2 separate regions of the Homo sapiens genome follow, and region 1 is linked to region 2. The links are chromatin contacts, found by Hi-C in ENCODE. All regions are on one chromosome and are shown on one strand. The core of a region is the stretch at or near the end of the contact, and the rest is flanking DNA. Distances in the headings are between cores, read along the strand shown.

Region 1 (5,300 bases), core at 1,991-4,490, 83 kb after region 2:
ATGGGAAACGGGCCCTGCTGTCCTGTGGCTGCCCAGTGTGAAACTAGTGGGTCCTGAGCCCACCGAGCCTGCCTGCCTGGCCCCGCTCCCCATGTTGCCCTTGGCTGAGGCACCTCTTGTGTCTCCCCAAGTCGGCAGCAGCACTCCCTCCCAACCTGTGTGCGTGCCGAGTATTTGTTGAAGAAACAGTCAGTTGTCAGAGAATGGCCCTGTTCTGGATTGGCTGGTTGCTTCTGTGTGGTGCTGAACCTGCTCCTCTCTCCCCTGTATTTCCTGGGGACAGGTGGAGGCTCAGCCAGATTCGGGTTCAAGGTCTCTTCCTAGGCTGCGTCAGTCTGCATGCACGGGAGGTCTGCTTACTAGGATTGACCAGCAGGTTTAGGTGTTGTCAGCCTGATGTGTTGGTCTTTTATCTAACGGTTTTTGGGTTTCTGTGGTTTTTTGTTTCATTTGTGGGTCTTTTTTTTTTTTTTGAGATGGTCTTGCTTTGTCACCCAGGTTGGAGTGCAGTGATGCAATCAGGGCTCACTGCAGCCTCAACCTCCTGGGCTCGGGTGATCCTTCCACCTCAGCCTCCTGAGTAGCTGGAACTACAGGTTGTGTACCGCCATGCCCAGATAATTTTTGAATTTTTGTAGAGATGAGGTCTCACTAATGTTGTCCAGGCTGGGCTCAAGGGATCCTCCCGCCTCAGCCTTCCAAAGTACTGGGATTACAGGTGTGAGCCACTGCGTCCAGCCTATTTAATGGCTTTTGAATAGCCGTTGATAATTGCCTGGACCTACTACTTCCTTAAGGGTGCAAAATGGTGATTTTTTTGAATTATATCGTTCCCTCTGCATTTAGTAGCTGGAATCCTATAAAGGAATCTTCCTCATCGTCTGTTTGATTACCCTGAAATACTATTTTCACAGAAAAGAAGGGAAAATGCCTGTTATCACCTCTAACAGTTTTCAGAACAATGAGTTAGTGCCCTGGCAAGGGCCAGTGACAGGGCAGGAGGGGGTGGAGAGCGTGTTTCCTGGGCTGCCTGGTGAACTCTCACGTCTGTCAATTGCAGGCTTGCTTTTTCATGCCCAACTTGTCTATCTTTGCCCAGAGGCGGCCTCAGGTTGACCTCTGTAGTCCTTTGACACAAGCCTTGGGTCTTGGGCACCTTCCTTACTTACAGCTACCACGATGCTGCAGGCTCCAGCCCCTCCCTGGCATTTCCTGTTGCGGACCCGGCCCAACCATCTCCCCAGGGTGCACTCAGTCGGTGTGAATATGGTGTTTAGAGACCCCAGTCTGGTCACCAGGGGTGGGGCTTGCTCCTGGGATTTCGTTACTGCTAGGGCTTTGGAAGAGACAGAGCCAGGAAATAAGTTTTTTTTTTTTTTTTTTGCCAATTTTAAAAAAATAAAGTATGAGGCTGGGCACGGTGGCTCATGCCTGTAATCCCAGCACTTTGGGAGGCTGAGGCGGGCAGATCACTTGAGCTCAGGAGTTTGAGACCAGCCTGGCCAACATGGTGAAACCCAGTCTCTACTAAAAATACAAAAATCGGCTGGGTGTGATGGCGCACGCCTGTAATCCCAGCTACTTCAGAGGCTAAAGCAGGAGGATCCCTCGAACCCAGGAGTTCAAGACTGCAGTGAGCTATGATTGTGCCACTGCACTCTAGCCTGGGTGACAGAGACCCTGTCTCAAAAAAACAAACAAACAAAAAACCTCTGTGGACTCCGGGTGATAATGACATGTCAATGTGGATTCATCAGGTGTTAACAGCTGTACCCCCTGGTGGGGGATGTTGATAACGGGGGAGACTGGAGTGGGGCGAGGACATACGGGAAATCTCTGTAATCTTCCTCTAATTTTGCTGTGAACCTAAAGCTGCTCTAAAAATGTACATAGATATAAACTGGGGCCTTCCTTTCCCTCTGCCCTGCCCCAGCCCTCCCCCACCTCCTTCCTCTCCCTGCTGCCTCCCCTCTGCCCTCCCCTTTCCTCCTTAGCCACTGTAAATGACACTGCAGCAAAGGTCTGAGGCAAATGCCTTTGCCCTGGGGCGCCCCAGCCACCTGCAGGCCCCTTATTTCCTGTGGCCGAGCTCCTCCTCCCACCCTCCAGTCCTTTCCCCAGCCTCCCTCGCCCACTAGGCCTCCTGAATTGCTGGCACCGGCTGTGGTCGACAGACAGAGGGACAGACGTGGCTCTGCAGGTCCACTCGGTCCCTGGCACCGGCCGCAGGGGTGGCAGAACGGGAGTGTGGTTGGTGTGGGAAGCACAGGCCCCAGTGTCTCCTGGGGGACTGTTGGGTGGGAAGGCTCTGGCTGCCCTCACCCTGTTCCCATCACTGCAGAGGGCTGTGCGGTGGCTGGAGCTGCCACTGAGTGTCTCGGTGAGGGTGACCTCACACTGGCTGAGCTTAAAGGCCCCATCTGAAGACTTTGTTCGTGGTGTTCTTTCACTTCTCAGAGCCTTTCCTGGCTCCAGGATTAATACCTGTTCACAGAAAATACGAGTCGCCTCCTCCTCCACAACCTCACACGACCTTCTCCCTTCCCTCCCACTGGCCTCTTTCCCTCCCCTTCTGTCACTCTGCCTGGGCATGCCCCAGGGCCTCGGCTGGGCCCTTTGTTTCCACAGGGAAACCTACATGGTTGGGCTAGATGCCTCCGCACCCCCCCACCCACACCCCCTGAGCCTCTAGTCCTCCCTCCCAGGACACATCAGGCTGGATGGTGACACTTCCACACCCTTGAGTGGGACTGCCTTGTGCTGCTCTGGGATTCGCACCCAGCTTGGACTACCCGCTCCACGGGCCCCAGGAAAAGCTCGTACAGATAAGGTCAGCCACATGAGTGGAGGGCCTGCAGCATGCTGCCCTTTCTGTCCCAGAAGTCACGTGCTCGGTCCCCTCTGAAGCCCCTTTGGGGACCTAGGGGACAAGCAGGGCATGGAGACATGGAGACAAAGTATGCCCTTTTCTCTGACAGTGACACCAAGCCCTGTGAACAAACCAGAAGGCAGGGCACTGTGCACCCTGCCCGGCCCCACCATCCCCCTTACCACCCGCCACCTTGCCACCTGCCTCTGCTCCCAGGTAAGTGGTAACCTGCACAGGTGCACTGTGGGTTTGGGGAAAACTGGATCTCCCTGCACCTGAGGGGGTAGAGGGGAGGGAGTGCCTGAGAGCTCATGAACAAGCATGTGACCTTGGATCCAGCTCCATAAATACCCGAGGCCCAGGGGGAGGGCCACCCAGAGGCTGATGCTCACCATGGGGCGCCTGCAACTGGTTGTGTTGGGCCTCACCTGCTGCTGGGCAGTGGCGAGTGCCGCGAAGGTAAGAGCCCAGCAGAGGGGCAGGTCCTGCTGCTCTCTCGCTCAATCAGATCTGGAAACTTCGGGCCAGGCTGAGAAAGAGCCCAGCACAGCCCCGCAGCAGATCCCGGGCACTCACGCTCATTTCTATGGGGACAGGTGCCAGGTAGAACACAGGATGCCCAATTCCATTTGAATTTCAGATAAACTGCCAAGAACTGCTGTGTAAGTATGTCCCATGCAATATTTGAAACAAATTTCTATGGGCCGGGCGCAGTGGCTCACACCTGCAATCCCACCAGTTTGGGAGGCCGAGGTGGGTGGATCACTTGAGGTCAGGAGTTGGAGACCAGCCTGGCCAACATGGTGAAACCCCGTCTCTACTAAAAATACAAATATTAATCGGGCGTGGTGGTGGGTGCCTGTAATCCCAGCTACTCGGGAGGCTGAGGCAGGAGAACCGCTTGAAGCTGGGAGGTGGAGATTGCGGTGAGCTGAGATCACGCTACTGCACTCCAGCCTGGGTGACAGGGCGAGACTCTGTCTCAAAAAATAGAAAAAGAAAAAAATGAAACATACTAAAAAACAATTCACTGTTTACCTGAAATTCAAATGTAACTGGGCCTCTTGAATTTACATTTGCTAATCCTGGTGATTCCACCTCTCTGTTGTTCCCATTTTACAGAAGGGGAAACGGGCCCAGGGGCAGGGAGTGTGGAGAGCAGGCAGACGGGTGGAGAGAAGCAGGCAGGCAGTTTGCCCAGCATGGCACAGCTGCTGCCTCCTATTCCTGTGCAGGAAGCTGAAAGCCGAGCTACTCCACACCCGGGTCCGGGTCCCTCCAGAAAGAGAGCCGGCAGGCAGGAGCTCTCTCGAGGCATCCATAAATTCTACCCTCTCTGCCTGTGAAGGAGAAGCCACAGAAACCCCAAGCCCCACAGGAAGCCGGTGTCGGTGCCCGGCCCAGTCCCTGCCCCCAGCAGGAGTCACACAGGGGACCCCAGATCCCAACCACGCTGTTCTGCCGCCTGCGGTGTCTCAGGCCCTGGGGACTCCTGTCTCCACCTCTGCTGCCTGCTCTCCACACTCCCTGGCCCTGGGACCGGGAGGTTTGGGCAGTGGTCCTGGGCTCCTGACTCAAAGGAGAGGTCACCTTCTTCTTGGGCGAGCTCTTCTTGGGGTGCTGAGAGGCCTTCGGCAGGTCATCACGACCCCTCCCCATTTCCCCACCCTGAGGCCCTCTGGCCAGTCTCAATTGCACAGGGATCACGCCACTGGCACAAGGAGACACAGATGCCTCGCAGGGGATGCCCACGATGCCTGCATGTGTTGCTTCTGGTTCCTTTCCTCCAGTTCCAACCGCCGCACTCTCCCACACCAGTGTGACAGGGGGCCCATCACCCTAGACTTCAGAGGGCTGCTGGGACCCTGGCTGGGCCTGGGGGTGTAGGGCCACCCTGCCCTTCCCCACCTGGAACCTGGCACAGGTGACAGCCAGCAAGCAATGACCTGGTCCCACCATGCACCACGGGAAGAGGGAGCTGCTGCCCAAGATGGACAGGAGGTGGCACTGGGGCAGACAGCTGCTTCTCAACAGGGTGACTTCAAGCCCAAAAGCTGCCCAGCCTCAGTTCCGTCAGGGACAGAGGGTGGATGAGCACCAACCTCCAGGCCCCTCGTGGGGGTGGACAGCTTGGTGCACAGAGGCCATTTTCATGGCACAGGGAAGCGTGGCGGGGGTGGGAGGTGTGGTCCCTAGGGGGTTCTTTACCAGCAGGGGGCTCAGGAACTGTGGGGACTTGGGCATGGGGCCATCGACTTTGTGCCCAGCCAGCTAGGCCCTGTGCAGGGAGATGGGAGGAGGGAAAAGCAGGCCCCACCCCTCAGAAAGGAGGAAGGTTGGTGTGAAACATCCCGGGTACACTGAGCATTGGGTACACTCCTCCCGGGAGCTGGACAGGCCTCCCATGTGATGGCAAACAGGCCGACAGGAG
Region 2 (5,473 bases), core at 658-3,157:
TAAAAAAATTAACCAGGCATGGTGGTGCGCCTGTAGTCCCAGCCACTCAAGAGGCTGAAGCAGGAGGATCTCTTGAGCCAGGGAGGTCGAGGCTGCAGTGAGCTATGATTGCAACACTGCACTCCAGTCTGGGCTACAAAGCCAACTCCTGTCTCTAAGAAAATAATAATAATAATAATAATTTTCTTGAGACAGAATTTTGCTCTTGTTGCCCAGGCTGAAGTGCAATGGTGCGATCTGGACTCACCGCAACCTCTGCCTTCTGGGTTCAAGCAATTATCCTGCCTCAGCCTCCTAAGTGGCTGAGATTACAGGCATGTGCCACCACACCCAGCTAATTTTGTATTTTTTGTAGAGATGGGGTTTCTCCATGTTGGTCAGGCTGGTCTTGAACTCCCGATCTCAAGTGATCCTCGCCTGCCTCGGCCTCTCAAAGTGCTGGGATTACAGGCGTGAACCACTGTGCCCAGCCAATAATAATTTTTTAAAAAGATGTTTCTTTCCACCAAGAGAGACCACAGAGCTGGGAGCAGTGGTCTGCTGTCTGTAGCCTGGGGCTGGGACTGACACCCCAGCATTACTGAGGCCTGGTGACCACAGGGTTGTGTCCTCCTGGCTGGTGCTCCAGGGCTGGCCCAGCAGAAAGACCTCGCCTGAAACACCCCTTTTTCTTCATTTTGAACCTTGGACTTGCAGTTTAAATTGGGGCTTCCTGTCACCAGACTTGTTTTCTTTATGAGGGAAACATAATATCTCCAGCACCCGGGCTGGAAGAGCAGACAAAGCAGCCTAACAGTGCTCTGTTTGTGGCGTTCTCATCTTATGCAAAACCTCCTGAAATAAATCAGTCATCCTGCAAGCGGGAGGAGGCGGGGGCCAGAGGAGGAGGGAGAAGGTGGGGAGCCAGGGGATGGGACGCCCTGCCAAATGGGAAGAAATGCCCCAGCCAGCTCAGCCAAGCTTTACCGCCCTCACTCCCCCCAGCATCAATGGGACACCCCAGAGGCCCCCACTGGCCTCCCCATCACTTTGTCTGCCACCAGAGGGCAGCACACACGGGCTCTGGCACCTGGCCTTCAATCTGTATGGCAGCTTCAGCAGGCCGAGCGTCTCCTGGCCTCCGAACTCACTGCCACACCTCCAGGGTGCCTCTACCCGCTCAAAGGTCATATCTGGGGGAAATGCAAATTTGATGTCTCTTCTGAGATATGACCTCTGCAAGGACAAGAGGGGCCTCTATGCATGTGGCCGGCTCGGGTACTAGGGGCATTGCACCAGCCTGGCTCTCACAAGCCTCAGGGTGCTGAACTTGGGGAGGGAGGGAGGGGAGGAGGCAGCGAGGAGGGAGGCAGGGAAAAAAGGAGGGAGGAAAGGAGGGAAGAGAGAGAGAGGAGAGGAGGAGAAGGAGGGAGGGAGGGAAGGAAAGAAGGAGGGAGGAAGAAGGAAAATAAGGAAGGGAAGGAAGGAGGCAGGGAGGGAGGAAGAAAGAAAGGAGGAAGAGAAGGAAGGAAAAAGGAGGGAAGGAGGGAAGGAAGAAAAAAGGCAAGAGAAAAGAAAGAAGAAAAAAACCAAAGAGCAATGACTTCCCTATGCAAAATCGAGTTTTATAAGTTAGAGCTTTTTCTAACTTTAATTTTTAAAATTTAATAATTTAGCCATCACTTTCTTTTTGTGCAGATGTTATTCAAAATTTCCAGCGAAATTCTGAATTTCTCTGCAGAGAGAAAGCGTGCCGCTCCAAGTGTCGAGGGTTAGAAATGAGAATTCGAAGTCTTGTGTCCTGGAAAGTTTTGATAAGCAAATACGGCTGAGCTCCCGCGCTCTCTTCATTGGCTGCTTGTTCACCGCCAGATTTTGACACAAATAATCAGATTGAAAATCAGGGAGGGGAACAGAAGAGGAAAAACACACAGAGAGACAGAGCAAAAAGGAGAAGTATCTATTTGTGCAAAGAGTCACACAGTTGACAGAGTGGAGGCCAGTCCCGAGAGAGGCTTTGCAGTTCCCACCTCGGGAAGCTCCGGCAGAACCCAGGCGAGGGACAGCTCCGGACAGGTGAGTGCTGGAGGATGCGTTTCTACGCTTTTGTTTTGAAATGTGCCTGTGCGCCGCAGGTGGCTTCACAGCAGGCTCCCTGGCTCCTCCTGCGGTCCTAGGAAAGGTGAGGTGGGCTGGAAAAGCTCTGGAAGGCAAGGAGCCAAGGGAGAAACAGGGTGAGGACGTAGCCTCGTCTGAGCCACTGTGCTAGGAATTGCGCCTTTGCCGGCTGCGCAGAAACACTTTTCAAAATTTGATTTTAGGCTGACAGACGTCACCTTCGGGCACAAAGTCATACCCACAACCCAGCTGTCCTGGGGACCTGGGCAGTGCTCAGGGAGACACACTTCCAAGTGCCTGAGTTGTGTTCCCCCTCGGAGACAGTCCCAGACTTTAGGGACTTGACTAAAGTTCCTGGGACACTTTTTTTTTTTTTTTTTTTTTTTTTTTTGAGACAGAGTGAGACTCTGGAGCGCAGTGGTGCGATTGCACTGAAACCTCTGCCTCCCGAATTCAAGCGATTCTCCTGCCTCAGCCTCCCAAGTAGCTGGGATTACAGGCGCGTGTTACCACGCCTGGCTAATTTTTGTATTTTTAGTAGAGACGGGTTTCACCATGTTGGCCAGGCTGGTCTCGAACTCTTGACCTCAAACGATCCACCTGCCTCAGCCTCCCAAAGTGTTGGGATTACAGGCATTAGCCACTGCGCCCAGCCAAATTCCCAGGACACTTTGAGAGTCAGGCGCTCTCCCCTCCAGAGCCTACTAAGGGGAGATGACAGGGCTGCCCTCTCCCACACACTGCCCAGGCTCCAGGAACAATAGGACCGACCATGGAGAGGTACTGTTTCAGCTCGCCTTTCCCTGTGGCTGTTGTTAGCCCTTTCCACCTATTTTTGGAGAAAAAAAACCAAGTTTAAGTGTTGAGGCATCTGAGGAGACATGCTCACTCTAAAACAGGACTTGTGAAGAGGAGGTCTGCAGAATCGCCGTGGGTATGTGCCCGTGTACATTTTTCCGGGGAGAAAGTCCAGAGCTTTCACGAGTTCTTAGGGAGTAAATTCGATTACAATCTGTGGGCATGAGTCTGGTAGATATTAGAAGCCAGCTGAGCTGCACCTGACCGCCTGGACGCGCCTGCATGTTTCTTAGTAGGCAACAGGCAGAATATTTCTTCCAAGTCTAGCAAAGTGTCAAGTTTCTTGTCCTCGGAAGTATTGCAGAAGGAATTCTTTGGACAAGAAAATGCGTAATTCCCCTTGCTCTTTCTGTCAGAGTTTGGTCTTCCTGAAGAGAGTTCTTGGGGAACATTGGAGAGCTATACCTGGTTTCGGTTTGATTAATGGAATCACTCAAAACCAGCGCAGACCATTGCCCCGAAGCTTTCAGCGGGGCAGGGTAGGGTGGGTGGGAATCTTATTGGACAGTACAAGGATTTTCAAAGGCTCTGGGACCAGATGGCTCCAGATCACCCAGGGAAAACAGCCTGATCAAATGGGATTCTTCACTGTCTGTGCCACAATATCCAGACCCTTGGTTGAAACATCAGCAAACACCACCCCCTCTTAGTCTAGAGGGAGGCTTTTCGTGTGTTCCTTGCCAGGAATTCAAGCCAATGGGAGCTGCTTTAGTCTATAATATAGAGATATGCAGAAAGAGTTTCATTCACTCACTTGTCTTTTTATTTTGATAAAATACATATAACATAAAATTTCCCGTTTTAGCCATTTTCAAGCGTACCATTCAATGGTATTAAGTACACCCACATGGCTGTGCAACCATCACCACCATCCATCCACAGAACTGTTTCATCTCATAAAGCTGAAACTTCATACCTATTACACAGTAACTTCCATTCCCTTCCCCTCACCTCTGGCAACCTCTATCTATTTCTGTCTCTATGAAATTGCCTATTTTAGGGACTCATATAAGGAATCACACAGTATTTGTCCTTTTGTGATTGGCTTATTTCACTTAGCATAAATCCTTCAGGTTCATCCATGTTGTAGCATGCGCCAGCATTTCCTTCCTTTTTAAGGCCGAATAATGTTCAATCATATGTCTAGACCACATTTTGTTTGTTTGTTTGTTTGTTTGAGACAGAGTCTCTGTCACAAAGCTGGAGTGCCATGGTGCGATCTTGGCTCACTGCAACCTCTGCCTCCCGGGTTCAAGCGATTCTCCTGCCTCAGCCTCCTGGGTAGCTGGGATTACAGGCACCCACCACCATGCCTGGCTGATTTTTGTATTTCTAGTAGAGGTGGGGTTTCGCCATTTTGGCCAGGCTTGTCTTGGAACTCCTGACCTCAGGTGATCTGCCCACCTCGGCCTCCCACAGTGCTGGGATTACAGGTGTGAGCCACTAAGTCTGGCCATAGACCACATGTTGTTTGGACATTCATCTGCCATGAAACCTGGGTTGCTTCCACTTTTTGCCTATTGTGAATAGTGCTGCTATAAACATGAGTATGCAGATATCTCTTTGAGTCTCCCCTTCCAATGATTTTGGGTCTATACCCAGAAGTAGATTCACTCACTTTTGACATTGCATTCTCTGAGCTTTGGAGGAGACATTTGAGAACTCCTTCTAAATTTCAAATAAAAATGATGATTTAGACCGGCCTGGGCAACATGGCAAAACCCCGTCTCTACAAAAAATACAAAAATTAGCCAACTGTGGTGGTGCATGCCTGTAGTCCCAGCTACTCGAGAAGCTAAGATGGGAGGATCGCTTGGGCCTGGGAGGTGGAGGTTACAGTGGGCCAAGATCAAACCACTGCACTCCAGCCCAGGTGACAGAGTGAGACTCTGTCTCAAAATAATAATAATAATGATGGTGATGATGATGATGATTACTTTCTGCTGGGGCCCCTGGGCCTGACCTGGGCTCATTTTCCCCCGACTCCTCCACGGACAAGTCTTGTTTTCCCCTTGAATCTTTTTTTTTTTTGACAGAGTCTCGCTGTGTCACCCAGGCTGGAGTGCAGTGGCGCCATCTGGGCTCACCGCAACCTCCGCCTTCTGGGTTCAAGTGATTCTCCAGCCTCAGCCTCCCGAGTAGCTGGGATTACAGGTGCCTGCCACCACACCCAGCTAAGTTTTGTATTTTTAGTAGAGACGGGGTTTCCCCATGTTGGCCAGGCTGGTCTTGAACTCCTGACTTCAGGTGATCCGCCTGCCTTGGCCTCCCAAAGTGCTGGGATTACAGGCGTGAGCCACCACGCCCGGCCTCCCTTGAGTCTTTAAACATAAAGGAAGTCAAAAAGGTTCTCTGTAGCTGACCCTGAGAACCAGCTGAGTCTTACCCAACCCTCCCAAAAGGGGAACCCGAGTGACAAGTCTTTTAGTCAAGGTGGTTCAATCTCTCACTGAAGGTCAACGAATTCTACATGGGATTTTAGAGCAAAAGGGAAGTTTAGAAATCTCTTAGCCCAACC

The links. A loop is a pair of places that touch in the nucleus more often than their neighbours do. Pooled maps may share reads with other maps.
Region 1: a loop to region 2 is called in a pooled map, with 3 times the contacts of the local background. The contact joins the promoter of CEL here to the promoter of GFI1B in region 2. A Hi-C loop is called at or near these places in 1 of 168 maps with a recorded cell type or tissue (spleen) and 3 of 50 pooled maps.

Annotation. Positions count from the first base shown.
Region 1 is chr9:133,058,741-133,064,040 of GRCh38, forward strand. It overlaps CEL (carboxyl ester lipase), which reads left to right and starts at 3,241. Exons shown (of 11, transcript NM_001807.6): 1 at 3,241-3,328. The coding sequence starts at 3,263. It overlaps LOC124902325, which reads right to left and starts at 2,592. Exons shown (of 2, transcript XM_047424377.1): 1 at 2,009-2,592. The coding sequence starts at 2,592. RefSeq lists enhancers at 1,452-2,203, 2,204-2,956.
Region 2 is chr9:132,976,787-132,982,259 of GRCh38, forward strand. It overlaps GFI1B (growth factor independent 1B transcriptional repressor), which reads left to right and starts at 1,908. Exons shown (of 7, transcript NM_001377304.1): 1 at 1,908-2,055.